Linked DNA regions of Homo sapiens: all the other regions are linked to region 1. A link is a loop called in an ENCODE intact Hi-C map of the cell type or tissue named here. Cell type or tissue: heart right ventricle. All regions are shown on one strand. Region 1 holds the start of MIR9-3HG (MIR9-3 host gene). Region 2 overlaps RHCG (Rh family C glycoprotein). Region 3 has its middle 62 kb from the start of MIR9-3.

Region 1 (8,000 bases):
ATAAACTTGTGGTCCATAGGAACCCTAGATTTTTTTTCTCCAAAACTTGCCCCAGGGTACATTGTGTGGGGGCGTTGTGTGTGGAAAAATTCAAAGGCTTTTGTTGCAGTCTCTTTCAGAGAGATGCCAGAATTTGCCATGGGAACAAAGAAAACATATAGAAACATGCTGGGTGTTTCCACAGCTTCTTATGTCTGGAAGTTGCCATTTTTCAATACACCAAATGTTGACTGTGTCTTCTGTGTCAGGAGCCGGGAGTTTGGGGATAATTGAGACAGCATTCCTCCCCTCAATGGGTTCACAGTCATATGGGGGAAGCAGATGAGTTGAAAGAGGCTTGCCCGGGCGTGATGGTGCCTGTAATCCCAGCTACTGGGGATTACAAGGCTCTCAGGGGCACAGGTCTCAGAGGGAGCTCATACGCCTGTGAGGGACTTGAGGCTTTCTCCTGGAGCCAGAAGACCCTTACCGACAGATGTCAAGCAAGGAAGAGACACAATCAGATTGGCATTTTAAAAAGGAGAATCGCTTGAACCTGGGAGGTGAAGATTGCTGTGAGCCGAGATTGTGCCACTGCACTCCAACCTGGGTGACACAACGAGACTCCATCTCAAAAAAAAAAAAAAAAAAAAGAAAGAAAGAGGCTTGCAATAGAGTCTGCTGATAAGCACTGGCTGGCTTCTTTTATGGACATTTGGATTATGTGAACCAGGAATGGGACAATATAGAACTATTATTATTATTATTTTGAGACAGAGTCTTGCTGTGTCGCCAGGCTGGAGTGCAGTGGTGCGTTGAACTATTATTAAAAGGCAGTGTAACATAGAGTCTAGGAATTTGGACTCTGGGCTCTCATCCTGTTTCAGTTGCTGATTAGCTGAGACTTGAGGCAAATTGCTTAACCTCTCTGTGCCTGGGTTTTCCCATCTGCCGGGTGAGGATAGTAAGAGCAGCTCTGGCATAAGCACAGCTGTGAAGATTAATAACAAAGTGCTTGGAGTCGTGTTTGGCACAGCATACCCACTCGGTAATCGTTAACTGTTAGCAAATTCTCACCCTGTGAACAAATCTGAAAAATGCAAATCCTAAAACATTTTAAACGTTAATCAATAAACTCATCATTCTGAGCTGGCGTCCAAATGGATTGCAAACTGTGTTTGTCACAATTGCCACGTGGTGGCGTGCCTGCTGCTGGCTCTGGGGAAATTGAATTATGCCAGTTCTGAATGGTGCCAGCCCTTCAGGAGGCTGGCCACCATGAGACGTGCTAGATGTCCTGCAGTACAGCCCAGGGGCTGCTTAGGCGGGAAGGCACACAGAGAAAAAGGGCCGGGCTTGGCAGAAGGGGGTTGGGGTCAGAGGGCTGGCAGGAGCAGAGGACAGAATCCTATGCAAAGCAGGCCAGAGGAAAGGAGTAAGACTCCTGCTAGGGCAGGGCATAAGCCATCTGAGAAAGTCTCTCTCTTGCCCTTTATCTCTTGCCAGTCCCATGGCCTTTTCTCCGCTAGTTTATTGACTCGCCTGCTCCATTTTCCCAGTTTCTTTGTCCCCTTATCACCTGACCACAGCACTGACTCCAGAGGCTGTTGAGCTCCCCCTGCTCACTGCACACCTTCCCAGTCCAGGTCTCACTTCAGTGCTCAGGAGAGACCCTGGTACATTCAGGCCAGACCAGGGATTAGCCCTCGGGGGTCAGTGGCCATGCCAGCTTCAATTAATTAGTTGTCAGCGGGGAAGGGAGGATGAAGGACATAGAAGTATGGCCAGTTAGGCCCATCCAGTCTTTAGGTGAAGGAAGAGGCCACGATGGATATGTTCAGGTCAGAAAGTTTCATGGAGGAGTGACATTCACCGAGAATCTGAAAGACACCCCAGAGGGAGGAGTATTCCAGGCAGAGACACTGTAGGGTCACACAAAGGCAGGGAGGGGTGCAAGAGCTTGGGCCTTAAGGAAATGAGAGATGCCTGGGATGGTTGGAGTGTCGGGTTCCTGAAAATGGGAACAAGGCTCTCAGGGGGACAAGTCTCAGGGGGAGCTTGTATGCCTGTGAGGGACTCGAGGCTTTCTCTTGGAGCCAGAAGACCCTTGTCAAGCAAGGAAGAGACATGATCAGATTGGCCTTTTACAAAGCTCTCTCCCCAGCAGTGTGGATGCCATATTGGAGGGGGCTGAGTTCTGAGGTGGAGCCCCAATTAGGAGACTTCTGAAGTCATCCAGGTGAGAGGGGAGAGGTAGGGCTGGAGTGGCTGGGGCTGCATTGTGGCTCCGGCAGATTCCAGCTGTGTGACCTTGAGCACATTACTTACCCTTTCTGAGCTTTATCCCTAGCGGTGCCTGGCATATAGCAGGAGCTCAGCACATATATGTTGAATGAATAAGTGAATGAATGTCAAAAAGCCATCGAAATGCGTGGCCAGACTGAAGACAGAACACCATGCTGAGCCTGAAAGGACACTCATGTCACGGGGCTGGGAGCCTGGGGAAACATCTCCAGACCTTCCAAATCCCGGGCCTTGCTCGCTCATCTCATCGTTACCTCTTGCCCATCTCCCACCTTGCCCTTGGAATAAGGGATCTCCGGATCTGATGAGAAAGGGCTTTTATTTCTTAATTTTCTGAGGCCCTGCAGATATGAGAGGGACCCTGGCGGAAAAGAAAGCCACTGAGATGGGGAGGGCAAAGCTGCAAATGGACTGGACCTGCCATGAAGGCAGGGTTCTTGCCAGGCTGCAAGAATCGAGGGTAAGGTCCCAAACCTGCCCCGTCCGCTTCAGTCTCCAGAAAGCCTTCCTGAAGGAGGCCAAGATAGCAGAGGTGCCAGTCTTAGGTGGAAGAGGAGGTGAGATTTCACCCTGTCCCTCATTCTGTTTCCTGACCTGTAGTGGTTGAGAGGCAAAGAGGTGCCCAGCTCTCCTTAGATTACTGCATCTTCGTCCCCTACACTTAGCCACAAACCGCCAGGCAGGTGCCCAAGCACCGCCCGCGCTGCGCGGGTCCCGAGCCGTTCTCGACATCGGTGGCAGCCTCAGCCGCGCTCACCTGCATCTCCCCGGAACGCCCACCAGAGGGCGCTGTTGGACAGCGCGCAGAGCCAAGCTTATGGGGCGGAAGAGCTGCGAGGTCAGCACCGCCGACTGGAGCACTCGGGGCGGGTGGGCAGGACGAGCGGAGGCCGTGGGTTGGAGCGTGGGAGACCTTCAGGAGCTCCTACGTCCTCTAAGAGGCTTGGCGTAGTCCGGCGAGGTCTCGGGGGTGCGCGGACACCAGCCTCCTCAGCCTCAGGTCTGGAATCCGGCGGGATGGGGGACTGGGCGACGGCATTGTGAGGGCTCGGCGGAGGCGCCAGGGGGCGCTAGCTGGCTCCTCGCAGCCGATCCAGGCCGCGGCGGTTCCACGAGGTCCGGCGCCCCGCGCCCCGCGACCCGCGGTCCTGGCCAAGCTGTCAGGGAAGGTGCGGCGGAGACCACCCGTTCCTCTTCTCCCTCCCTCCCTCCCTCTTCGGCCGGCGGGGAGTGGCGCCCACCATCCAGCCTGCGCCTCTGCGCCCTGCACCCCCATCCGCACCCTTTCTCCGGCCAAGTTTCCCTGCGCCCCCGTTCCTGGTACCCGCGCCGGCCTCCGTGGCTCCTCCACGGCTCTCTCCTGGAATTAAGCTTCCGGGAAGGGTTTGGCCGATTCTCAGACTGGAGAAGGCGGGCCCCAGCAGAGGCCCGAGTGATTTCGAGAAGCCCCGTGGCTGGGCGTCGATGTTCGCCCTGGACTCAGTGACCCAGTAACCCCACAGCAGGAGGAACAGGCTCGCTACGGGGTTAGGGAACCTTCAGGCGCCGAGAAAAAGATACGCAACGGCAAGCCATACTTTTCTGGACACTGGCTCTGGGGGCGCTGCTCCTCTGAACCTCGACTTTCCCCAGGCACGCACCTCAGAGCTGAGCCCCCTGGGGACTCCCAAGCTCTGCGTCTCCCTGAGTCCTGAGGCAGGAGAGGAGGAGGCTTCAGGGGCGGATGAGCCTCCTCCCCCTAGCCGTACCCTGTCACCCTGGGAGCCTGGAACGTGCATCTGAGGCCAGAGCGACTCTTGCCTCTTTTCCAGTGAGCTGGGGGAAAGTCACCCTCCTGAGGAGACCAGCCTTCGAGGGCGTCATGAGCGCGTGTTTGGGGCAGGAACCGGCCGGCCCTCCCTGCTGTGCTACCCCCTGAAACTGGATGGCCCCCCTTTCATTCCCCCAGCTCAGGAGAGGCTTGACCCTACTGGAAGCTCGAGGGCGCAGGCCTGGAGGAAAGAGAGGAACAGAAATCCGGGCTGTGGGGGAGCAGCTGGAAAGCTGGAGAAGCTGGAGGAAGGATGTTGCTGGCTGTTCTTCCCCCACCCCCATTCCTGAGTTTGGGGCTGCAGCCCCCACAAAATCTGCCCTGCAGGTCCAAGTAGTACCCAGCAGCCAAGCAGTAGAATTTGGGCAGCACCCCGGAAGAGGCTTGCAGGATAGGACACAGCCCACAAGAATCATCCGAGGCTGCACCGTGACCAGCCCCTCAAGACAGAGCGAGACCCAAATAACCCCCGCGGGCGGACCCGCAGCGTTCTGTGACTCCACCGCGGAGTCCAAAAGGCAGCTGAGGGTGGGAGCGGAGGGGAAGGGAGGGGGGCCACAGGCGCTCGGGCGAGGGAGGCGCGTCAATGGGCCGCAGGGGCCGGATCGGTGGCCTAATGGATTCAGGCCTGCACGGCAGAGGCGCACCCGGCGGCCTGCCCGCGCTCTCAATAGCGGACAATGGAGTCCCGGGGTGACCTGAACAAAGAATTTGGAAGTAGTTAAACTGCAGAACACGTTCTCGGCCTGGGTGCCTCCTTTCAAAAGGAGCGCTGGGAGAAGAAAAGAAAGCACTGGGGGGTGAAGGGAGTGAGAAAATGCCCAGGGGAAAAGTTGGTAGGTCGCCCTAGTTGCCGCCAGCTACCAGACGCCAGGAATTCAATAGGAAATGGGGGAGGGGGTGGCCCAAGTCTACCAGACCGCAAGGAGAATCAGATAAAGTTCTCCAGGAGATGGCTGGGGTTCCGGAGCAGAACTGAGCTTTCGCCCAGGGCAGAGAGCACCTCCCCCCACAACACACACACGCACACATACACACACACGGTCAAGGCCAGGAGAAGCTTCCCTAGGGCTTTGGAGCTAGAACAGGAACCAGTGAGTGGAGGGGGTGTCTGGGCCCCTGTGTCTAGCCCTACATGGCGCTGCTTCCCTCCTTGGCTCCTCTAACAGGAGGATAGGGCTCCCTCTTTGAGCCCTTTCGCAGAGCTTTTGTTTTTCCTTCCCCATCCAGTTCAGAAAGACTGGGTTCTCTCTCTCCACCCCTTCTTCACTCCCCACCCCGCACAACCAGCAATCTAGGTTCTTCTATGAGAATATATAGTTTGTATTTTAAAGTCAGGCCTCTAGGTGTAAAATATAGGGCCAATTATTATTTTATTTCATTTTTTCAAAATTTTCTAATGTTTCCACAATGAACACAGCCACAACGTAGGAAAAGAAGACATTTAAAAGGCAGTCAGTTATACTGGTATCAAACTAACTTAGAAGAGAAGGAACTTGAAAGACTGTGGAAACCAAAAGTGTAAATAAAATGACGGAATAAATGGTTAGGAGACGAGCCGAAAAGAAGAAAGGAGCGGTGGCTGCCACGTTCCTGGGAGGCAGTGCCTCTGGAACCTTAGAGAACGCTCCCTGGCCAGGAGGCTTCCTCCTGTGAGAGGTGCTTGGCTTGCAAGGGGTTAACAGTATTGCTCATGAACTTGGCCTGTCTGTCTGGCTCGTGATGAATGGTGAGACCCGCTGACAAGTTCAGCCTAGGGACCTCCCCTACTGTGGAAGTGGGAGAAACACACACGGGCGGGCGGAGGGGACCCGGGGCGAGTCATCAAGGGCGCGTGGTTCGGCGTGCCAGGCGCGCTGCTCTGCCTGCTCTCTTGGCTTCTGTCTCCCTTCGACCGATCGCCCCCTATCCTGAAGCTTTCCAATGTCATCTTGGAGCCCCAAAGTTTCCTGGGGCCTCCGCGTTGTGCGTCCCAGAACCCCTTGCCTGCCCCTGAGGGAAACGCGGAGCCATAGGCAGCGGGACGTCGGGAGCCAGCCCAGGGGAGGCCAGATTCAGCATTTGGACAGCGGCTCTGGGGCGCAGTCGGCCCAGCGAGTTTGCCGGTGAACAGCCTCGGGCACATGGCGGGTAGGAGGGCCGCAGGGCTGCTCTGGGTCTTGAAGAAGCAGGACCCAGCCTAGAGGGCATCCCCAGCTCCGAATGGGACACGTTTTCCCGAGATAAAAGATCCCTTCTGAGCTCACACGGGAGCCCCGGGACCATCCAATCCAGCGTGGATATCCCCAGCCTAACCAACACCTGTGCTGGGGGGAAAGATAAGACGCCCCCTTTCAGCCAGGAGGTGGACGACCCTCATGCCCTCAGCTCTCCATTCTTCCCAAAGCAGCTCGGATCCCTAAGTCTGGAGCTGCCAGCGAGGCTTCCAACCCGCTGCTTGCCATCACCTCCCAGGTCGTTGGTGGCTCCGAGTGAGTCTGGCAGCGCGGGGAGGAGAGGGGGGACGAATGGCGTTGCGACTCCCAGGGAAAAGCTGGGAGGCAAGCGGGGCGTGGGGAGGAAAGGCCAAGGCACACGGCTGGGCGCCCCTCACAGCCTTCCTCCGCCGCCTCCATTCCGCACTGGTCGGGGTGAAGGGGGGGGCGGGGGGAGCCGCGCTGACGTCACTGCGGGCCGTGCCCGCCCGAGAAGGCGGCGCTGGGAGCCGCTCAGAGCCCAGAGAAGCGGCGCGCGGCCAGGAGCCCCCGCTCCGCCACTGCCGTGCCTGCCTCCCGCAGCTGTCTGCCATGCGCTCGCCGGGGCAGGGGCGCCCGGAGGGCGGCTAGAGCTGGGCCTGAGCCCGGGAACGCGCCTGATCAGGGGTGGCGGAGCCGCGGTCCCCACAGCCGCCCCACCCGCGCCGCTGCCTCGCTGGGGCCCGGGCCCCCTTCCCGGTCCGTAAGTGCCACTGCCCGCTGTGTCTCGGCGAGGCTGGGGAGCGAGGGCTAGGGAGTGAGGGCGGTGGCTTCGGCCAGGGCAGCGTCAGGGAGCTGGGCTGGACTGAGAGAGGGGGCTGGGGCATCCCTGCCCGGCCCCCTTGGGCAGCTCAGGCAGCTGGGGCTTCCCTTTGCCGCTGGGCGGGATGAGAGGTGCGCTCCCACTGCGGGTGGGAGGCAGGACTCAGTCATCCCGGGCAAAGGGTTGTGGGGCAGTGGGAAGCGCCCAGAGGTGAGGACTTTGGGTGAGCGGAAAGGGGAAGGGCGCAGGGTCGGCTGGAAGTTGTGGGGCTGCAGACAGGTTTAGCAGAAAGGAAGGTTTCTGAAGTGAGGTTCCTGTGAGTCCCAGGATCGCCCTCTCCCTAGCCACTGCCCCCCTACCCCTTCCTTCTTATCCCCTCCCCCACAAAAAATAATAACCTAGAAAGCAGCTTCCTGAAAAAAATATTTTGAGAAAAATGCACCACACAGCACCCGCTCTAGACAAGATTTATGACGTTTTTCCCCCTCTGAAATGGGAAGTTGTTGGGAAATCCTATTCACTCTGCTCCCCACTCCGTGCCCCAGAACAGGCCTCTTTGATCTGTCTGTGGGCGTCTCTGCAGCCTCCTCCAGCCTAGGCTCCACTGAGCTGGAGAAGAATATGGGCAGCGGTGGAGGTTGAGTCAAGTGAGGGGCTTCTTTGGAAGAAGGGTTGGTGGGGGAGTTGGTCCAGTTTGGACCCGTCAGAGCAGGGAGGTAACAGAAGCTGGGAGAACTTCCAGGGTCAGATCACAGAAGCAGTACTGGAGTCCAGAAAAACACACTGAATCTTTGTGGCTGGGCAGAAATCGAGGTGCTGGGCCTAAAGGGAGCCCCCTTTTGTGTCCCCATATCCTGGAGGAGGGGGATTCTTAAGCCATGGAGGGGAAGAGGATGGAGTTTGAGGGTCT
Region 2 (8,000 bases), 120 kb after region 1:
GTCAGCACCAGCTCCTCTGGGCCCCAGGACAGTCTGTGGAGCCTGCAGGGAGACAGCCAAGAGCAGCGGGTCACTGCCGGGTCCTGCTGTAGCCTCTCAGGCACCATTTTCTTTTCTGGATGGGGTGGACATTAAAGGCAACTGGGCATAGCCTCACCTTCCTCTTTCCTGGCACCCTAACATCCTCTCTTGCCACATCACTCAGGCCCCAGACCCAGCTATTGCCAAGCTCTGGCCTCCAAGGAAGTTAAATAACAATAATAAAAACAGTAACAATGACCAGCAAGGACCCCAGTTTCTCCACTTGCTAGTTGTGTGATCTTGAAGAACCTGAACTTCTCCGAGCCTTAGTTTGCTCATCTATTAAAATGAGGGCAGTAATTCTACTTGCCTTGTAGAGATCTTGGGAAGGTTAGATGTGAAAGCCATGAGCAAGGGCTTGGTGCATTCCACAGAGGAGGCACAGTGTTAGTTGACGGAAAGAAAGAGGGGAGGGTGGGTCTCATCTGAGCTGAGCAACTGAATACAACCAGACGTGTCAGCTTCATTTTTATAGATGAGGAAATCGAGGCCCAGTCTCTGGGGTGAAGAGATTCTCAAAGTCACACACCAGCAGGCACAGTCACAAAGCCAAGTGTGCCCCCAGGTCTCCTTCCATATTCCTTCCAGGCCCTTGTGCCTTCACCTGTTCCTGTGTCTGTCCTGGATGCACGTTGTCTGACTCTAAGAAGCTCCCCTGCCAACCCCATGTGCCCACTGCACCTCAGGCAGGAGGGGTGGAAGCCCTCATTTCTTGATGTTTGCTTTTTGCCTCTTTGCTAGTAACATCTGATTCTGAGAGCTGGGCCCCCACTGGGAGAACCTCCCTGTCATCCCCCAAGCCAAGCCCATGCTCACCTGCTCCTCACCTGCCCTGGGAGCCTAGGGTACCAAGGGTACCGAGGAAGCCATGGGTAGTGGGGACACCATGGGTACTGAGGGTACTGAGGGTCCTGAGGGCTTGAAGGTGGGGTCCTCAGGGATGTAGACAGTGCTGTTCCCTTCAGGCATCTACAGAGAGAGGATGCAACTCTGAGGGCCCTGTCCCAGTCCAGGCAAGGGTGTCCCTGGTGACTAGAACCTGGAGCTGCAAATGGTGTGTGGCGAGCGCCACCTTGTGATCGCCGTGCGGATCACATGCCACGGAGAGCAGGGTGGTCCTTCAACACAGGAGTCCTGCCCCTACCCTATATTAGGCACTGTCCTGGGTGCTGAGGCATGGCAAGGAGGAGACAGTGTCCTTGCCCCATGAGAGCAATGGTGAGGCATTGCAGTGAAATACCCAGTGACAGTAAGAGTTGCAAATGCACACAACAGGCTTATAACCCAGCCTGGGGGATGCTGAGAAGTTGTGCTGAACCCACTTTTAAAAGATGAATTGGAGTAAGGGGCAGAGGCGGTAAAAGGTAGTATGGCAAGCTCTGTAAACTGCAGACAGGTCCGAAAATGGGGTGGGGAAGGTGCAGGGAAGGCCAGAAGTGGGTAGAGAGGTGGAGGGCAGGCAGGGCAGGTCAGCCCTGCCCTTGCCCCATCTGTGGTCCTGGGGAACACTGGTCCAATCCCCATCCTCTGAGAAGCCACCTCACTCCCAAGGTAAACCACTCAGGGCCTCAGGGACTGCCTGATAGTGTTCCTTCCATTGGCACAGAATTTTGTTATTCCCAACCAGGTACAGCCAGCCCTCCATACCCATGGGTTTTGTATCAGCAGGTTACACCTATCACAGGTTGAAAATATTTAGAAAAAGCAACAACAAAAAATGACAATATAACAATAAAAATAATAAAAACAAAAAACAATACAGCATTTACATTGTGTTAGGTATTACAAGTAATCTACAGATTACTTAAAATATGTGGGAGGATACATGTAGGCTTTTATGCAAATACTATGCCATTTTATATCAGGGACTTGAGCATCCCCGCAAGAGATCCTGTAACCAATCCCCTGAGGTTACTGGGGGACGTCTGTACTGCTCAAGGTATATAGAGCTGAGAGGTGTGAACTTGGAATAAATTATAAAGATCAAAACAGAACCAAGAGGGAACTTCTACATGGGGGAACTGATAACATTTCTGATTTATTTCGTTAGCGTAAAATCTGTTGGTTTCTAATTGTGGTGTCTAAAATAGTTTAAGTTCTGACTTTCTTAAATATAGAATAGAAATAATTATCCTGTGAGAAAAGAAAGTTTATTAGGAATGTAATAACACAGAACAATTCTTATGATAGAGTGGTAAGGAGAAAGAGACGGATACTAAATTGGGTGAATAATACAATTTCAACCGTGTAAGAAAAATCTATGCAGAGAAAAAAGATAGAAAGGAAATATACCAGAAAATATTAATATTGCTTGACATAGGGTGACAGGATTTCTATTTTACTGTATTTCCAGATTTTCTTTAATGAGCGCCTAGTCATTTTTAATTAAAAACATTTTTAAAGAGTTAATTTAAGAGACATTCGTTATGTGCATGAAGTTACCTTATAGTAGATAGTAGTTAAAATTACCCTTAAAACTTCTGGTATGGTTTTAAAAATACAGAGCTAAGTGAAAGGCATTATGGGTGGCCCCTTGTCCCAGGAGCCACAGACACAGGCGGGTCCTCACCCTTGTCATGAGAGGACAGTGCAGGAGGCATGAGGGGAGTCCTGCCATCCTGCATCATCCAATGGCAGGTGGGCACCTCCAATCATGATTCATGGGGAGAGGCCAGCCTGAAGTCACAGAAAGCCCAGATTGTGGCATGTTTTTAAGGAAACTGAGTTCTGTGACATTCCACCACTTTCATATCTAGAACAATGTTCCTCAACTGCTGAAAGGGGTGGGATGCTGCAGAACTCAGTTGCCTGCCTGCTGCCTTCGTTCATTCCTTCCTGCCTGCCTTCCTTCCTGCCTGCCTTCCTTCCTGCCTTCCTTCCTTCCTGCCTGCCTTCCTTCCTTCCTGCCTGCCTTCCTTCCTGCCTGCCTTCCTTCCTGCCTGCCTTCCTTCCTGCCTGCCTGCCTTCCTTCCTGCCTGCCTTCCTTCCTGCCTGCCTTCCTTCCTTCCTGCCTGCCTTCCTTCCTGCCTGCCTGCCTTCCTGCCTTCCTGCCTTCATTCATTCCTGCCTGCCTGCCTTCATTCATTCCTGCCTGCCTGCCTTCCTTCCTTCCTGCCCGCCTTCCTTCCTTCCTGCCCGCCTTCCTTCCTGCCCGCCTTCCTTCCTTCCTGCCTGCCTTCCTGCCTTCCTGCCTGCCTGCCTTCATTCATTCCTGCCTGCCTGCCTTCATTCATTCCTGCCTGCCTTCCTTCATTCCTTCCTTCCTTCCTGCCTGCCTGCCTTCCTGCCTGCCTGCCTTCCTTCCTTCTTTCCTTCCTTCCTTCCTTTTTCCTTCTTTTCTTTCCTTCCTTTTTTTTCTTCCTTTTTGGTCTCACTCTGTCATCCAGGCTGGAGGGCAGTGGCGCAATCACAGCTCACTGCAACCTCTGCCCCCCCGCCCCAGGGTTCAAGTGATTCTCCTGCCTCAACCTCCTGAGTAGCTGGGATTATAGGCATGAGACACTGAGCCCGGCTAATTTTTTTTGTATTTTTAGTAGAGACAGGGTTTTGCCATGTTGGCTAGGCTGGTCTCGAACTCCTGACCTCAGGTGATCTGCCCGCCTCGGCCTCCCAAAGTGCTGGGATTATAGGCATGAGCCACTGCGCCCAGTCCAGAACTCAGTTTCTGTATTGGAATCACCTGGGAGCTTGTCAGTTGCAGAGTCCCGGTCCCTACTGAATCAGAACCTCTGGGGTGGTGCCTGGGAAGGTCTCCAGGTGGTTCTCATGGAGACTGAAGCTGAGCACTGCACTGTGATTCCTAACCCAGGCTGGGTGTTAGAATCCCCGAGGAAGCTTTAAAAAAATTCTAATGTCTAGACCCTACCCCAGAGCAGTTAAATCCAAGTCTCTGTGGGCTGGGGCCTGGGCTTTGGAATGCTGTCAAAGCTCCCTAGGTGATTCCAGTGTGCATCTTAGCGCGAAAACCGCTGCTCAAATACAGTGGTGCTTAGACTTGTTTGTCATCAGAACCACCTGGGGCTTGTTAAACCAGAGTGCTGGGCCCGCCCCCTTGTTTTGGAATCAGGATGTCTGAGGAACTTAAGACTTTGCATTTCTCTCTCTCTCTCTTGCTCTCGCTCTCTCTCTCTCTCTCTCATTCTCTTCTCCCTTCCCTCCCCTCCCCTCCGCTTCTCTCTCTCTCCCTGTCTCTCTCGGGATCTTGCTCTATTGCCCAGGCTGGAGTGCAGTGGCGCCATCATGGCTCACTTTAGCCTCCACCTCCTGGGCTCAAGCGATCCTCCTGCCTCAGCCTCCAGAGTAGCTGGCACTACAGACGCATTCCACCATGTCTGAATAAGTTTTCTATTATTTTTTGTAGAGACAGAGTCTCCCTATGTTGCCCAGGCTAGTCTCAAACCCCCAGGCTCAAGCTGTCCTCCTGCATCAGCCTTCCAGTGTGGGAATTACAGTTGTGAGCTACGGCACCCATGAGAATTTGCATTTCTAACCAGTCTGTAGGTGATGCTGATGGTGCCGGGCACCATACCATGGGGACCACTGCTCTAGAATAAAGCTGACTGAGTCTTTAGGGACAAGAGTAAACTCCAGCTGTAGCCCTGACTATAGGTTGCTTCTGTCACCCCCTCTAGGGTGTGCAGAAAGAGAGGTACACATCACCCACTCCAAGCCCTGGGGTCTAGAGGGAAGAGTCTTCAACCTCCATGAGACACAGCCTCCCCCGATGAAGAAGTAGGGTAATGTAGGCTCTGACCCCCACCCCCGGCATCTGGGTCCCCAGGCCCCAGCCCAGCTGATGCAGTGGAGGCAGGGAGGGAACGCAGCTGCCCTCCTTCAGGGGGCCAAGTCCCTGGAACTCACCTCCCAGTAGACCGCATCCTCAAAGCAGTTCTCATCTGAAGGTTGTCCCCAGAATGGTAATCTCAAAATGAGCCCTACAGAAAGTTGGAGATTACAGGATGTCAGGAAGTGCCTTCTCTCTGCTCACCCCAGCCATTTCCCTCAGCTGGGAAAATCCTCCTGGGGCCCTTGGGCTGAGTTCCAAATTGTCCCAGTCCTGTAGCCAGAAGTGCAGAGATCAGGGATTCCTGGGGGCTCAGGCTGACCTGTGCCGCATGCCCTTTGCTTCTCCACCCAGGGAGCCCCACAGCAGCACCCCCCTTCTCTGGCTCAGCCATTCCTGCTCACCCACAATGATGCCACCCATCAGGGCCATGGCCAGGGTCACCAAGAGACCATAAATCTGGAACTTTCCCTGTGTTCTTGCGGTCCAGTCCCCGTTGAAACCTTGAAAGTCAAAGGAATGGACAAGCCTGGGGTGGAGACAGGGGGCAGGTCAGGGCCCCATGGAGAGGCCAAGTAACAGCTTGCTGCCACCCCAAAAATGTGACCGGGTACCACGGGCCTCAGCCTTCCCACCCACAACATGGGGACACCGGACATATCAGTTGGCCTCTAAAACTCTAAGGGACAGAGTTTGGGGAGAGAGACCCATGAAACAATTGGTCCAGAGTGGGGAAGGAAAGGGAGAAAGATGCAGTCGGGTCCCAGAGGAATAGCAGGAAGAAGGGATGGGAGAAGGAAGGGGGAAGCTCCATCCCACCGCACCTCCTCCACATTTACCCTTCTTTTCCATAGACTTCAAGGCTGGCGGAGGCCGCTGTCACAGCACCCACGATGCCGCCTATGATGCCAGGAATGCCATGCAGATTGTTAATGCCACATGTGTCCTGGATGTGCAGCCGGGACTCCAGGAATGGCTGGAGACGGGAGGTGGGTGCTGCTCAGGCCGGGGGCTGCATCAAGGGTGTGGGGAGGCCGGGATTCCAGAGACCCAGGATTCTCTAGCCCTCAGCCCCCTCCCTAGGAACCCTCAGCTCACTGTCAGGAACACAAAGACCTCAGCATTCTCTAGCCCCCAGCCCCTTGCCTGGGGCACTTACGGTCAGGTATACAAAACCCAGGGTGGAGATGATGCCGCAGACGAAGCCGATGATGAGGGCACCGTAAGGCATGAGCATCATCTCAGCAGCGGTACCCACGGCCACCCCTCCTGCGAGCGTGGCATTCTGGATGTGCACCTGGGCAGGGCAGGCAGAGCAGGCAGGAACTCAGTCCTCTCCCTGGAGCACCGGGCCTGGAGGAGCTCACTTGCTGGCTGTGCAAGGGTGCAGCCTGGCTCCTGGGAGCCGGGGATGGCTGGGAGTTCACCTCAGCAAGCCAGGAGCCTGCAGAGGACTTCAGCCCCACCCAGGCTTGCTACAGCTGCTCCCTGTGCCTCTCTGCACATGCCACCCATCCCGCCTAGTAGGTCTGGGCATTTTCCATGTGCTGGTGCACTTGCTGGTGAGCCCTGACAACAAGCACACTGTTGTTTTATGTATACCATGTATACCTGTGTGCCCAGACTAGCATGTCTGAACGTTCTTGCCATGGATGCAAGTCCACGTCAAGTGCCTATGGGGTCTAGACATAGGCACGCACCAGCTGCTGCTGTCTGAATGCTAACCTGTACCAGGTACCGTGCTGCTGGCTGTAGGGGTTAGCGCTTTCCATCTCTACAACAAGTCTGCAAGGTGAGGACAGTTATCTTGCAACATTTGCAGATGGCGAAACTGAGGTGAGGGGGGTTAAATGACTTGTCCAAGACCACAGAGCTAGCAAGAGGCAGAAAGGTGTCTTGATCCAGGTTGTGTGGCCCCAGAGTCCCTGTCCTTGACCCTATTCCATGTCCCTTCCTGCAGGTGGGTGTGGATACACACAGGTGTGCCAGTCTGTGTGTCTGATTCTCTTCCCCAGGTGCCTGAATCCCCACCTCTCTGCATGGTGATAGTGTCCCCAAATAATCGATACTCCAGACAGTGTCTCAGCACACATATGCCCACGTCAAGACGCTTGTGTCAGATTATAAGATAGGTTCGGCGCAGTGGCTTACACCTGTAATCCTAGCACTTTGGGAGGCTGAGGTGGGTGGATCACCTGAGGTCAGGAATTTGAGACCAGCCTGACGAATATGGTGAAACCCCATCTCTACTAAAAATACAAAAATTAGCTAACTTAGCTGGGCGTGGTAGCCTGCACCTGCAGTCCCAGCTAGTTGGGAAACTGAGACAAGAGAATTGCTTAAACTTGGGATGCAGAGGTTGCAGTGAGCCGAGATAGCGCCACTGCACTCCAGCCTGGGTGACAGAGCGAGACTCCATCTCAAAAAAACAAAACAAAACAAAACAAAAAAAAACAAGATAAAGAATATCCTTGCTCTGGGTGCTGCTGAAAACTGGCCATGTGCTCAAAACAAATCATTTCTCCCCCAACCTCATCTGCAAGATGGGTGTGATGATCCCCTCAGAGGTGTTGGCAAGGCATGGTGATCAGCGCCCTCCAGGCCCAGGCAGTCAGAGCCACACCCCCAACGCCCTCATGCTCACCATGTCCAGCTTGCCCTTCTTGTGCAGGGCACTGGATATTGCCACCGAGGTAAGCACGCAGGCTGCCAAGGAGCAGTAGGTGTTGATGGCGGCTCGGTGCTGGCTGTCCCCATGGTAGGATATGGCTGAGTTGAAGCTGGGCCAGTACATCCACAGGAAGAGGGTGCCTGGTCAGACCAGACAGGCCCAATGGGCCCGGGAGGAGAGGCATTAGATACAGCCCCACAGCTCAGGCAGGCATCCTGTCCTTTAGCTCTAGAGATGACCCCACACCCAGCTGTTTCCACCTCTGCAGCTTTAGTCATGCAGGGGCTCTTCCTGGAAGGCCCTCCCTGCCTTCCTTACCCCCCACTTAGCCTTCCACACCACTCCAGGAAGTCTACCCTGACCCCCATTTCTGGGCTAAATGCCCCCACCCTGTTCCCACAGCGCCAGGAGGGAGAATCTTTTCTCTACTGTAGGGAGATCCTCCACATGGCACTGCTTTCTCTT
Region 3 (8,000 bases), 70 kb after region 1:
ACACATGGCAGGCTGCTGCCGCTGGGAGTCTTTGGATATGAACAAGAGGTGGTCTGGGCTTTTAAGGGGCTCACAGGGATGTACATCCTTTCATGCTCAGCATTTGGCACAGTGGTCAGCACACAGAAGCACTTGGTAAATGTTTATGGCTGAATGAGTAAGTAGCAAATAAAGAGGGAGGAGTTGGAGAGGTAAATAGAGGCTAGACCGTGGTTGTTCTTTGTTTGTTTGTTTATTTATTTGTTTTTTGAGACAGAGTCTTGCTCTATCACCCAGGCTGGAGTGTAGTGGGATGATCTCGGCTCACTGCAACCTCTGCCTCCCAGGTTCAAGCAATTCTCTTGCCTCAGGCTCCCAAGTAGTTGGGATTACAGGCATGCACCACCATGCCCGGCTAATTTTTTGTATTTTTAGTAGAGATGGGGTTTCACCATGTTGGCCAGGCTGGTATCGAACCCGTGACCTCAAGTGATCCGGCTGCTTTGGCCTCCCAAAATGTTAGGATTACAGGCATGAGCCACCGTGCCTGGCCTCATGAATGGTTTTGATGGCCATGCTGAAGGTTTGCATTTCCTCTGGTCAGGGATGAGGTCCCCTGAAGGCCCTCACATGGAGGCCAGCACAGTCAGACCTGCTGTCATGGAAAGGTCCTCTGGGAGCTCAGGTAGAATCAGGGTGACCACATAGATGACAACAAATCAAGTGTAGGAGGCTGTACACTGTCCTCATATGCAGTGTCTTCTCCTTTACTGGCCCTCCTGGCAGGAGGAGTATGCGCCCTATCTCTGGTGAAGGCAGGTATGGCCGTGTGACTTGTTTTGGCCAATCAAATGTGGGGAAGAGATATGTGACATTTTTCAGCAGAAGCCTTAATGGACAGTAAGTTTGGGGTTTGCTGTGCTCTCCTTCTGCTTCCAGGAATGGTGAGAGTACGGGTCAACATGGAACTCCCTGCAGCCTGCGTCCCGGAGTGACTTGGATGAGCAGAGGCTTCTTGCCCATCTTCAATGGGCATGTAAATAGGAGTGGGAATGAAACATAGTTGCTTCAAGTCATTGAGATTTGGGGGGTTGCTGTCACCATAATACAGCCTACCCTGACTGATACACAGGGAGCTGGACTGGGTAGTTCCCGCATGTCTTCCAGATGTGCGCAACAGGCCGGGATTCTGCCAGGCTGGATTTTCTGTGGCTCGGGTCCACTCTTGGTTTACACAGTGGATACTGAGCCTGAAGCTCTTATGGAGACCTAGATTCATAGCCTTTCTGCCCCACCCACTTTGAGCCCCATGAACATTTCTCAGAGGTGGAGAGAAGCCTATAGCAGGAAGAAAACTGCAGCTGCTACTGTCTCCTCTGAGGTCTGGCCTTTAAAGGTGGCCGTTAAAGGGTCAGAAACATGAATGGCCATGTTGGCATCACTGTAAGAGGAAGCTGTATCCATGCTCACCAAGATCCCTTTTTCTGAGGGAAACCGAGGTAGTAGTGCCATTTAACCCAAACCATTCATGCCATTGTACCTAACAGTTGGTTGCCACTGTTTTCCTCATAAGAACATTTACCTCACAGGGCTGGAGATGCAGAGGCAGGGTATCCTCGGATGCCATAGCATCAGGGCTCGGTGACATCACCAAAGATCCAGGTCCCCCACCTCTGTTCTCCACATTGGCTTTATTCTCAGGAACATTTCCCTCATGAACACAAGATGGCTGCCAGTAGCCATCAGGCCCGTGTGGTTGCCTCCTTGTTCATGCCAAAGAGTGAAGATGCCAAAAATTGCTCCACCCAATCCACGAACCCATAGTCATCCCCGGGGGATTTCCATCTGCCGTCTGGCTCAGGCCAGCCATTCTCGATCCCATTAGGCTCAGGGTTCCCTTCTCATAACAAATATTACTATCCTGATGAAATCTGTAGAAGTAGGACCTACTTACACATGTAATTGCAAAAATAGCAATGCAATGCCCTAACTCTAAAAGAAAAACAAAAGGAAATGTATAATTAATAAAATATATTTCAAGATACATGCTGAGGCAAAAGTATTCTAGAAAACATAATGAAACAATCAGATGCTTTCACCTGCGCCTAAAAGCTCCATGAATGCGGTAGCAACAGATATGGGCAAATATAGGTGGGTTGTTTTGGTGACCAAAGCGCCACTGGTAACATTGCTACCAGTGACATGATTGTGTTGAGGTGGTAACTCTTGGGAAGATACCAGTGAAACAAAGCATAGGCCTCCTCAATGTGCACAGTGGCGGTTTGCTGCAGTATGCTTTCAATATATATGAAAGTCTTGCAAAAAAACCTTTCTATTAATATGTCACATGAGATTAGATTCTAGGCTCAGATTTTTCACCTACATTTCTGTCCAGTGGAACATTTGAAAGTCACGTGGGGCTCAGGCCAAAGTTTTGCTATGTGCAACTGTCAGGAATTCTAACCTCGATTCCTGCTCACCAAATGCCCACAGTGCCCCCATCATTACCAATTATGTTCCACAAAAATTTAAACACCCTGTGGGATGCAGCTGCTCCTCTCAAAAACCTGTGGTCTTGTCCAATCATGAATCCTTTGCTGGGCCTGCAATAGGGTGGCTGCCTGGGATTCTATTAGGAAGGAGAAAGAGGGAGTGGAGGTAGGGAGGTTGCCAAGTGTCCTCCCCAGGCCTCAAGCTCACCTGTTACTCATAGGATTCATGGTTCAGTCTAGAGTCCCTCTGTGGGACTGAAACATCTTAGAAGACTCACAGAAGGGCTCTCAGGAGGACGTTTGCTTAGGGGGTGTATGTGTGTGTGTATATATGTGCGTGTGTATGTGTGTGTGTTTTCCATTGAGCTGACTGGCATAGGGAATATTCATGCCTCTCAGTCAGAAAGAAAGAATAGACAGAGATGGTTCAGTTCTGGTTCTGTGCCTACCAGGAGAGAATAAGCTTCCTCCTCTCAACTTTTCCCAGGACACTCACCCTCAAACATATCCAGCTCTTCCTGCAAAGCTCCTTTCCTGCTATTACCTCATTGGACCCTTGCCTCCTGTTGGGTTACTCATATTTTTTTAAATTATTAACTTATAAGAACTCTTTACATATTATAGATATCATTCCTCTTTTACTTATGTTGTAGACATCTTCTTCCATTGGTCACTTTTCATTTACCTTCATATGAGGTATTTTTTGCTTCATGGAAGTTTTAAATTTTTATGTAATCAAGCCTGGGAATCCAGATGCCTTTGCATGCACCAGGATTGTGGGGCAGGGTGAGCTGGTGACGGAGGCCTGCTGTGGTGAGAGAATTGTGACACAGGAAGGCCAGCTCACAGGCTTGTGCCTTGAGACTTGGCAAATGTCCAGCAGCCTGGACAAGCCCTCCCCTCCACTCCTCTCCCCAGGAGGCACAGCCATTTGCAAGGCCTGGGATGTGGACTTTCTCCTAAATCCCACCAAATAACCCTCTGGAGTCATGAATAGCTGGCAGTGCTGTCTGAGGAAGGCCAAGAGGTCCCTGAAGGTCCTCTCTTGGCTTCAGGACTGGGGTGTGCAGGGCATCAATGTGATCCAGTGGAGGCCACCAAGATCTGGAAGCCAGAGTTGACAGGATGAGTCTCAGTGCACCAACTAACTGGCTGTGTGGCCTTGGGGCAGTCCCTGCCCTGCTCTGGGCTCAGCTTCCTTTTCTGTCCAGGGAGTGGGCTTGACTATTGTGGTGTAGTTTCCACTCACTGATGCTATCCCACCACTGTTGCTCCACACACACACCCTTGAAAGAGCCCTGCTGTTGGGGGCTGCCCTCAACCTGGCCTGCTCAGACTCCTCACTTGGGGCAGGAGGGGGCTTTGGCATGAGGATATCTAAGAGTATCCAAGCCTCAGAAACTTGCTCCTGGTATGGGATGTGACTTCTGAGCCTCCCTGGTGCCTGGCTTCAGCCCTGGAAGTATAGAATGGAGGCAGGTCCTGGGGATCCCCCACTGGGCTTCCCTGCCGCAACATGTCAAACCTATCAAAATGCACTCACATTCTGCTCTGTGAATTATGTGACAATTGGCTGGTTGGCATGAGTTCCATTCTGTAGACATCTAATTAAACATTTGTTCATTTGGATTTTGTAGTTTCCTTTTTAAAATCTGGGAGCAATACTTCTGTTTTTCATGCCCTTATATTTTTGTTGCCCCAGAAAAATCCATAAGCCAAGCCCTGTGCCTGTCATCACTGCTGGAGAGCCCAGCGGTGTGCTCACACCCCACCTCCCCACCAGGCCAGGTCTCCTCCAACTCCTCCCCAGGACCAATGCCCAGCTCTGAAGGTCTCCCTGCCTCCGCCTCTGTCTCTCCAGCTCATCTTACACAACACAGTTGAAATGATCTTAACTGACTTGTTTTTATTATAAAGACTTTACAAATTTTAATTTAATAGTTTTTGTTTCATGTATTTTTCAGAAAGTTGATCCATTTCCATAGCTCAAAATGAACAAAATACACGGAGTGAAAGTTACCCCATCCCTGTGCCCAGCCACGAATCTCATTTTCTGAGGACACAAATGTCCCCCATTTTAAAATATCTTCCAGATATATCCTATGAACACTCACAATGTATGGTCTTTATTTTGCACCCTTCCTTCGTTTTTAAAACACAAATAATAGCACACAGAGCGCCTTTCTAAGCACACGTCCGCTCAGACCTTTGCTCGCCTCGTGGGAAAGCCTGAGCTTTTCCGGCTGGGACTAAAGGCCCTCCGTGACGCAGCCGCTTCTGAGCGCCCTTCCACGTCCTCGCTCGCCGCCAGGCTGTGCACACCTAGATCCCATTGTGAGCCCCCCGCCAGGCTGTGCGGTGCTCAGGGACAGAGGCTGTACCTCATTTGTCTGGACTCCCCAGGGCCAGTCACGGTACCTGGCACCGAGGGCGCTCAGCAAACGTCGCCGAGAGAGTTCGGAAGCGTCCGGAGGCGGGGATCGCTTTGCCACAGCGACACCTCGTGGTAGATTTCGGAAGTGCAGCAGAGACGGGGCAAGGGGCAGGAGTAGGCGGCAGAGGCGGTCTTTGTGGCTCAGGACCTTCACTGGGGCCTGAATCCTCTTCTATTCCTTCCTGCCGTCCATTCCCGACCCCACCTTGTCCGCCGGCGCCCAATCTGGGACCCACCCTCCCACCACCGGGACTACTATTGGCTGGAGAGACCCACCCACTCGTGATTAGCGGACTTGGGCACTTAGCAGAGGGTGCACGTGCCCGTGTGTGTGTGTGTGTGTGTGTGTGCACGCACACCTGTCTCAGGGGGTACCTAGCATATACCCTGAGCAGATTTTTAACACCTGCCCTCTTCTATAAGACAAAATTATTGGCAGTAGTAATCATGAAATGAGTAACAATAAATGGCAGGCAGCCAAAATTTTCTTTTATTGAATTTCCTATATAAACTCATGCCAATTCAAAAATAAATAAAATAAGAAATAGTCATTATAGTTAAAAAAGGGAAAAAATGGGCAAATAGTTTTAAATTACATTATTTAAACAAAGGGGGGGAATATACTTACATACTGATTTGTCCCAGTAATGAATAACATTACATTAGAATTAAATAAGACTAAAATACGAATAATCTGCAAAGAAGAGACTTCAACTTTAAACGTATTGTTCAAATTCAATAAAATATTCCCTATATAATGTAAAATTTGCATTTTCCAAACAAAAACTATTGCAGCTTCACAGCTTGCTCTCTGATTCACAGTTTTAAATTTTAGTCACAAATAAAATTAAGCAATTCAAGTTCTGTTCTACAACTTCATTATCATGGAGCTAGGGCCTGGAGACACAGCCTGCACCGGAAGTGACTTGGTAGATGCCAACCATCAAAACCTGTCTAGAGGCCAACTGCGGAGCCAGGAGTTCTTGGAATTAACTTTCACGTAGAACACAAGGTTAACTAAAGGATAAGTAATATAAATGTGCATATTTGAAGCCTACATATGTAATCCCAGCTATTCGGGAGGCTGAGGCAGGAGAATTGCTTGAACTTGGGAGGCAGAAGTTGCAGTGAGCCGAGATCACTGCACTCCAGCCTGGGCGACAAGAGCAAAATTCCATCTCAAAAATAAATAAATAACTAATAAAAATAAAATAAACAGTTTAAGACACAAAAAGATAAATGTGTGATTCTACTCATGTGAGGTACCTAGAAAAGGCAAATTCGCAGAAACAGAAAGTAGAATAGAGGTTACCAGGAACTGGGAGATGGGGAATGGAGAGTTATTGTTTAATAGGTACAGAATTTCTGTTTAGGATGATGAAGAAGTCCTGGATCGTGGTGATGGTCACACAACATCGTGCATGTACTTAATGCCAACGAATTGCACACTTAAAAATCATTAAAACATCACAATGAAAAAGCAGTTAAATGATAAATTTTGTGTTATGCATACTTTACCCCAATAAAAAAATTGGAATAAAACAGGTAAGAATTAACAGAATAATTTGGGGAGGGGAATGGAGCATTGTTTTACGGACACGGTTAAGGAATTGCAGTGCAAGTTGATAATCAAAAGCATGGTGACTTTTAAATTCTCTGCAGACAAAGTACTTGCCTGCTCCTGGCTGGCTCTGTCCTACCTCCTGGCCCTTGGGACACCACTGGTGTGTTTATCTTTGTGGGTCCATGGTTTGGTTGTCCTTTTTGTGTGTCTGAGTCTGTGAGGTATTTGTCTTTGGGTTTCCAATATGTGTGTCTTGGTCTCTCTGCTTAGGTCCCATTCTACGTATATTTGTGTGTTGTGTGAGGAGTAAATGAGATGATCAGGGCCAGGCACACATCACAGTGCCCATGATAAAGATCCAACAGCCATTGTCTGCTGTGTGCTTGTGTGTGTGTGTGTTCATCTTTGTGTCTCCCTGCATCTATTGGTGAGGGGGTCTAGTGTCTCTGTGCGTATGTTTCTGTACATGTCAGCGGTGTGTGTGACAGGCACAAGATCCACCCCTGCTCCCTCTCTCTGGCCTAGGGGTGAGTGGATGGGGCTGTCAGGGAGGGGTGTTGGGGTGTTGCTGCCCTCAGTTCTCAGGCTTAGGGATCTCCCAGAGCTGGCCTGATGGAAGAGGGTGCCCCACAGCCTGGCTTTCTGGACAGCCACACCAAAATGTCTCCGAGGCTATTTTCTGGGTGAGTCCCAGGCCTTCCAGAAATCCCAGCTGGCCCTGCACTTGCTCATCCATGGGGCCCAAATGGAACTGTCAGGATTGGATAGCAAATAACCCCAGCAGTATCCAAGGCCCCTTGAGGATACCTTGATCCACGTCCTTATACAGAACTAGTGGTGTGAGTCATTAGAGCAAATGGCCTGGAAGCCACATGCAACTCAAATCCTGAACTGGTGTCTGGAGACACAATCCATGTCCCTCCCCTAGCTGGGGAGCCTGGGCTCATCATCAGGTACCTCTGTGGGTCTCAATTCTGCAACCTTCCAAGTGGGCACAGTCACTCCAGTTGGAATCCCTTCTTCCCTCCCTCCCTCCAAATGCACCCTGCAGCAGTCTTTAATGTGAGTCCCTTTCAAGGCCAACAGGATGAGCCTTGTGAAGGTCTTTAGCATTCAGAGCCCTTGATGAATAGGTGGGGTGGGGTGGGGGCAGGGAGGGGGTCTGCCAAGGCCGGCTGGCAGTCCTGCAGCTTCAGAGTCTGGAGGGAGCAGGGCAGACTCACAGAGGGGAACTGAGGCCCTTACACATACTTCCCTTTCCAGCTCCAAGGTTCCCAAGTGGAGGTGGGGTACGGGTGGCCAGGAAACTCCAGTTTCCTGAACAAAGGTCAGCCCCTCTTGCCGCTGATGCTCTTTTGGGAGCCTTGGCCTTGGCCAGCAGGAAAGAAAGGCTCCTTCTCTCTGGGTGGGGGCAGGTGCTGGCACAGGGCTGCCTGGGAAACAGAGTCCAGTGTCTGGCTCCAATGGGCATTCAGACACCCAGGGCCTGGCAGGCTCTGCCAGCTGCCTGAAAAAGTGGGCATTGTCCTGT

What was found. A loop is a pair of places that touch in the nucleus more often than their neighbours do. Peaks named below come from ENCODE experiments on the same cell type or tissue, not always from the same donor. Only the 100,000 strongest peaks of a DNase experiment are listed, where the experiment ranks them.
Region 2: it touches region 1 in a loop (12-fold over the local background); 42 of 110 quality-filtered maps call a loop at or near these places.
Region 3: it touches region 1 in a loop (8-fold over the local background); 108 of 110 quality-filtered maps call a loop at or near these places.

What each region holds. Positions count from the first base shown.
Region 1 is chr15:89,355,706-89,363,705 of GRCh38, forward strand. It overlaps MIR9-3HG (MIR9-3 host gene), which reads left to right and starts at 5,874. Exons shown (of 6, transcript NR_190310.1): 1 at 5,874-6,564. LOC124903549 (a long non-coding RNA gene) reads right to left here and starts at 2,961. Exons shown (of 2, transcript XR_007064750.1): 1 at 2,878-2,961. RefSeq lists silencers at 3,053-3,347, 3,405-3,464, 3,525-3,574 and an enhancer at 3,065-3,344. In heart right ventricle, CTCF peaks have their summits at 1,167, 3,097 (motif pointing right) and 3,297; DNase peaks (open chromatin) are centred at 3,066 and 6,156; H3K4me3 peaks cover 788 bases; H3K27me3 peaks cover 7,869 bases.
Region 2 is chr15:89,471,814-89,479,813 of GRCh38, forward strand. RHCG (Rh family C glycoprotein) reads right to left here. Exons shown (of 11, transcript NM_016321.3): 5 at 7,509-7,675; 6 at 6,024-6,161; 7 at 5,704-5,840; 8 at 5,269-5,393; 9 at 4,942-5,015; 10 at 898-1,050; 11 at 1-42. The coding sequence ends at 922. Among named protein-coding and RNA genes, the nearest start is that of RHCG, 21 kb to the right of the region's middle. In heart right ventricle, a CTCF peak has its summit at 1,170 (motif pointing left); a DNase peak (open chromatin) is centred at 1,147; H3K27me3 peaks cover 4,593 bases.
Region 3 is chr15:89,425,909-89,433,908 of GRCh38, forward strand. No RefSeq gene overlaps it. Among named protein-coding and RNA genes, the nearest start is that of MIR9-3, 62 kb to the left of the region's middle. RefSeq lists a silencer at 5,073-5,132 and an enhancer at 7,978-8,000. In heart right ventricle, a CTCF peak has its summit at 4,972 (motif pointing left); a DNase peak (open chromatin) is centred at 4,973; H3K4me3 peaks cover 721 bases; H3K27me3 peaks cover 1,823 bases.